2 separate regions of the Homo sapiens genome follow, and region 1 is linked to region 2. Evidence: chromatin contacts called from ENCODE Hi-C or POLR2A ChIA-PET data. All regions are on one chromosome and are shown on one strand. Each heading gives the region's core, a stretch centred on a gene start or an enhancer-like site at or near the end of the contact. The rest is flanking DNA. Distances are from core to core; before and after follow the strand shown. Region 1 overlaps MPRIP (myosin phosphatase Rho interacting protein). Region 2 overlaps MPRIP (myosin phosphatase Rho interacting protein).

What was found. A loop is a pair of places that touch in the nucleus more often than their neighbours do. ChIA-PET counts read pairs that join two places held with the same protein, here RNA polymerase II (POLR2A). Pooled maps may share reads with other maps.
Region 1: a loop to region 2 is called in a map of dorsolateral prefrontal cortex, with 1.8 times the contacts of the local background. The contact joins two enhancer-like sites. A Hi-C loop is called at or near these places in 3 of 168 maps with a recorded cell type or tissue (dorsolateral prefrontal cortex, heart right ventricle and ovary) and 2 of 50 pooled maps. POLR2A ChIA-PET finds 5 or more read pairs at or near these places in 6 of 52 experiments (A549, BJ, OCI-LY7 and 3 more).

What each region holds. Positions count from the first base shown.
Region 1 is chr17:17,139,338-17,142,037 of GRCh38, reverse strand. The region is part of intron 7 of MPRIP (myosin phosphatase Rho interacting protein); the gene reads right to left. Among named protein-coding and RNA genes, the nearest start is that of PLD6, 66 kb to the left of the region's middle. RefSeq lists enhancers at 1-77, 778-1,368. Within about 2 kb of position 1,302, at least 4 of the 41 ENCODE cell types and tissues checked have a DNase peak (open chromatin) inside an H3K27ac peak, as active enhancers do; they include PC-9, where a contact is called at or near this core.
Region 2 is chr17:17,078,474-17,081,173 of GRCh38, reverse strand. The region is part of intron 3 of MPRIP (myosin phosphatase Rho interacting protein); the gene reads right to left. Among named protein-coding and RNA genes, the nearest start is that of MPRIP, 37 kb to the right of the region's middle. Within about 2 kb of position 1,278, at least 18 of the 41 ENCODE cell types and tissues checked have a DNase peak (open chromatin) inside an H3K27ac peak, as active enhancers do; they include PC-9, where a contact is called at or near this core.

The DNA of each region.
Region 1 (2,700 bases), core at 53-2,552, 61 kb before region 2:
GCACAGCAGGAGAGCGCAGAGGCAAGACCTGAAAGAAAACAAGGCTGGGAAATGAATACATGGAAGAGCGCTGCTTTTTCAAATCAAATAATGGTGAACCAAAATTATCCAAAGAATTAAAGAAGCAAAAACCCAAGGTAATCACTGAAGAGGGAGAGAGACCATGATTGTCCTCCAGCTGCAAGAAGTCACCCTGGTGGGGTCAGAGGTGGGGGACGCACCAGCTGAGGCTCAGCTCACAGGGCCGGGCCTGTTCTCCCAGGGGCACCTAAGTTACCTGGCGGGGAGGGTGTCACTGCTGCTCTGGACAAGAGGATAAGAACCCAGAGGAAGTGGGTGAAGGGCTCCCAAGCCTGGAAGCCTAATTATCTCCACAAGGAAGAGAGGAAACAAGATCAATTCCTGAGACCCCACCTCCCCCAAGAGGCCAGCTGCTTCTCAGGGAGTGCGAGGGAAAACTGGCTGCCTAAGGCGTCTTCACCCCCGGAGAGAGGAGGGCGAGGGCCCCGGGCTCTGCTTCCTCCCTGCGCTTAGACACAAAGTGTCTTCCTCAGCTCAGCTTCCTCCCTGTGCTTAGACACAAAGTGTCTTCCTCAGGAAAGAAGCTTGTGCCGGGCCAGCCTGCTAGAACCAGCAGCGGAGGCAGGCGCTGGGGTAGGGGAGCAGCAGAGGCCGCGGCATTGTGAGAGCAGGAAGCTAAGGAAGCTGCTGGAGTTCCAGGACACCCAGGGAAAGCTTGGTAAGTGCAAGCCAGGCGTCCACCACACTTGAGCGATTGTGGTGGGATCTTGGTGAGATTCAAGGCTCACCAACAGGCCACTTCCAGGATGAGGGCTCCTCTGCCCAACACTGGGGCCTAGAAAGCCCCAGGAAAGCAGTGAGGAACTGCTGGGCTTTAACCTCATGCAAATCGCATGCCGTGGTACTGTGGGGATCCAGACAGAGGAGTCGTGGTGGAGAAGAGGAAAGGCACTTGCTACAGTCACTCTGCATGGGGGCCTGGGGAGATCCTGTAAGACCACAGGCTCGCACACTGGCTGCCCTGATCTACTGGGCGAGGTGGAAAGTTATTACTTGGTGCCCTGGAAGCTGCAGGTGGGACAGCAAGCACCTTACTGGTCAGCACAGAAAACGGGGCCTGCACCCTGCAGCTCCAGGGTTCCCAGGGCACTAACCGCTGTGCTGAGGGCAGGGGGGTTAGGGCTACATGGGGAGCTGTCCTTGCTGCCAGTCACCAGCAGGCCAACCAGGAAAACAACTTCCCCCACTCAGCAGCCAGAGGTGACTCACTATCCAAGAAACACTCTGGAAGTCTGAGGAACGGACACATCGAAGCCCAGAACCGGTCAGGTTCAGATAGGCTTGCCTAGATGACTGTGGCTTGTCAAAAAACCAACCCTGTGGTCCCAGCAGTCTGGCTCCTGGGCACACCTATTGTGGCTGCCATTTCAGGTAGGTGTGGCCAAGAATCTCTTGCCAATTTGGAGATTCTGCTCTAATCAACCAGGGGACAGGAATCCAACCAAGCACAGGGTGGGCTACTAGGGATCCAGTGAGCAGGCCTCAGAAAGCGACAGCAGCCAATCAGATGTCACCAGGGTCAGGAGAAAGGGATGCTGCAGTATTAGTATGCAGAACTGGTGGGGGGTGGGGCCAGCACCAGGTGAAAACCCATCCCCGTGTGGCAGTGCATGCAGAGTACAAAGCCCCAGAGACTGCACCTGTCCCAGGCGACAGGAGACAAGAACGAGTTCAAAAGGAGTCTCTCCGAGAAGAAGCCAAGCCAAGCAGGTGTGCTGAATGCTAATTCTGTGGTCTGGCGCTAAACCAGGACATAGCTGATCCTGCTCTGGAGCCACCACGACACACAGCCTGCTTGCCAGCCAGCATGAAGCCTCCCCTGCCCACCCACTGGCCTCCTCCTCTCTCTAGCAAAACCCTTTACTTATATATTTTCTTAATTGCTTAAAAGAGCATCCTTGGCATCAGTCCTGGATCACAGGATGGGAGCAGGGACTTCCTGGCTAAGGCCCCACTGGGATCTGCACCAGCTATCCATTGTTGAGAAGTCACCTACTCCTGAGCCTCAGTTTTCACATCTATAACTGGGGGCGGTAGTAACAGATCCTCATCAGGCTACTATGAAACATTAAGGCAGCCAAGTGCTTAGCAGAGCACCCTGGGGCACTAGGCAGGGGCTGGGAACCACTTGGCTGCCCTTCCTTTCCCTAGGAAGTCAACGTGTCATTTTCCTCTCACCAGCAGTATCTCTGGGAGATGCTTCCTTATCCTGGAGACTAACCTGCAGGCTCACAGGCCTTTTCATCTGGGACGTTTGGAAGAGTGGGTGGGCTGTCAGCCAATGGTGGGTGCTCAGAAGAAAAGGGGGCAGGATGTAAAGACACTTCCCTCCACCTGCCCTTCGAGGCACGGGAGCCCATGGCTGCCTTCACCTGTCCCTCCTGGTAGCGTCTCTAACTCTGAGCTCCAGGTTGTGGCTGGGGAAGGGAGGACACTCTGAGAAGACTTCCAGAACTATGGTTTGAACCTCTTTTCTGGACAGTGAACCTTGGGAACCTAATGAAAACTATGGGTCTTCTTCCCAGAAGAGTGCCTAACCCTAACTCTCTTCTGGGAAGAATACTGTGAAATTGTTTTATTGAGGGGGCAGGTCATCATGGACCTCCAGAAGTCTGTAAG
Region 2 (2,700 bases), core at 29-2,528:
ACAATTCGAAATAGATGCTGATTGAGTGTGGAGGGCACAGACCAGCCATAAAATGCTATAGTTTATTATATGAGCCTGGGAGGGTCAGAGGTAGCCACGGGCTGCTTAGAGCTGCTGCTTTTGGAGACAAATGCCCAGGTAGGGATTGCTTTGCAACATCACGGTCTGAGGGCACCACGTAGGGAGTGCCACCTATGTGCTCCCTGGTACACACACACACAAGCAGTTCTGCAGGCCCTGTGGTTGCCTGGTGTGCAGGGGAACCCCGTAGACCTCTCTAGATCAGAAACAGGCCCACCCCATTCTACGACTGGCACTGCACCATCATCCCCCTCACTCCAGGAAATCTGACAGGTGAGTCCCGTGCTGTTTAAGAGCAGAGCTAATAGCAAATCACATTTACATTTTCATTTTTAAAAATAAATAAGAATTTAAATAAACCCCTGTCGAAACTGCTCAGTTTCTTGGCCTTGGCACTGTTGACATTTTGGGCTGGAGCCTTCCTTGTTCTGGGGGCTGTTCTGTGAAGGAGATTCAGTAGCATCCCTGGCCTCCACCCACTAGATGCCAGCAGCATTCCTGCCCCAGGTGTGACAATCAAGGATGACTCCAGACATGGCCAGTGGCCCTGGGAGGCATGACGCTGAGGACCACTGGTCTATTTCCAGGCACTCACAAAGGAAGCTTCCAGCTTGGCTGGAGTTTACCCACACATAAGCCTATCTGAAATGGAGTTTTCCTGCTCCAGGTCTCAGGATCCTGCCAGCCTGTTTGGGGTGGGACTCTCAGCTCAGGGCGGTTGACCGTTAAGCTGGAGCTCCTGGGCTACAGGCTGTCTGCTCACTCTGGGGAGTGGCTCTGAGGAGCAAACCCTGATGCAGAGCACTGGGTGCTAGAGAAATCTCTCCAGCCTCTGCCTCCTCCCACCTGGCTTCTACCCTAAGTGCCTCCTTGCAACCTTCCCCTGTGACCTTCCTGATACAACAGGGAAACCCCTCCACAGCCTCGGCTGGGCAAAGCAGTATTTACTGATGGGCTCACTGGGTCAGTTTCTCCAGCTCCCAGGTCATCTGCCAGAAAGCAGCCCGTGGCCCAAAACTCCCAGCTCTGGGCCTGCCCCCATGCCCTCTCTCAGTCCAAGTTTTCCCTGGGACTTCTTTCTTTCCCCACATCCCTGGCACAGTCCCACCTCTGCCTGAGCACTCCATGAAATAATACGCAACTCATATCCAGGTTGCTGGGAGACCACAGTGCACTGTGAAGTGTCGGTGCTCCTGGCTAAGCGGCCTCAATTATCCAGAAGCCGTGCCTGGGAGGCAGCATGTGCTCTGCACTTGTGCCAGCACCAAGGCGTCCCCAGAAGCTACCCTCTTTGTGCTTGTGCAACTGAGCCAGAGGGAATAATGGATTTTGCTGGACTTTAGTTAGACCTAAAGAAAGATTTCCTGACTGAAATTATCAGTCCCCAAGGAAACAGTGCAGGGAACTTTGTTTTTTTGGGATGGTTCATGACCCAGCCCAGCCTGAATGTAATCCAGTGACCTCTTGAGGCTCCTCTGATACTGTTAAGTCAATTGCAGGACTCAGCCAGTCAGTCAGCCACAGGGAGGCAAGATAAACCTCACAGCTGCAGGAGCCCAGCTCTGACCCCAGGGCTACTCCCTGTGTAAGGGCTAAGCCAGGAGAACACGAAGTGTGAAGTCTAATCCTCCAGGTCTGCTTTCTTGCCTCAAAGGAACGGAGTGTCCAAATGCTTTGTCTCCCTGCTCCTACTTCCAGCCAAGTCCACAATCGGTGCTCACCTCCAGTACACTACCCTGGAGCACAGACGTTCCCATAGCAAAAACCCCCTATGCTCTAATCATGATGTACAAATATGCTCACCGGAAAGAATGAAAAGGAAGACAATTCTTTTTAAGTAGGAACCAGTGAGGTGACAGTTGATACAGGATTATGGTACCATCCTCTTAATTCACCCCAGAAACAAAAGTAGAAAACATATCACATCACAAAGGTTAGGACTCGAGTACAAACACGCCCACTTCTGACCTTTGCACATGTGAGCTGTAATGACCACCCAAAAATCCCAGGCACCCCCGCCACCCCCTGCCGCAGTCTGGAAGGTACCTCTAGGGACAGTTATCTCCACTCATACTTCCAGAGTCTGTCTCGCCCCTGCAGCAAAGAAACAAACTCTGGGTAGGATAGGCAGGGGCTGCCTATTTTACATAGTGAGACTAGGCTTTCCAGGACAGTCCCAATTTTAAAATGCTGCACATATGGGCACACAAACATTCACCCACCAAGTGGAACTGGAAAAGGCGATCAAATCTCGCATCTTCAACCCTTTACAAAGTTTGGAATGCAGTCCTACTTTAGATTAATTAGGAGAGACTAATCTCCTTTAGAGAAAAAGTCAGGAGATAAAATGGGTGGAAAAAGAAAAGCCAGAAATTCCACCTAGTTGATTTTCAGGTTTGGCCTCTGGGGCAACAGCAGCAAACACTCATCCAGCCCAGGAAGCAACTGGAAAACCAGGGAGGTGGGGAGGAGGAAGAAGCCTGTCTGCCTGGTTTAGTGACCAGAAGAACGATGACCTTGTGACCAGGAGGCCTCTGAAGTCAGCTCGGAAAACTAAGCCAAGCTCAAATGAGACAAGCAAAACCAATTACAGTCGCAGAATTGACAGGCAACCCCAGG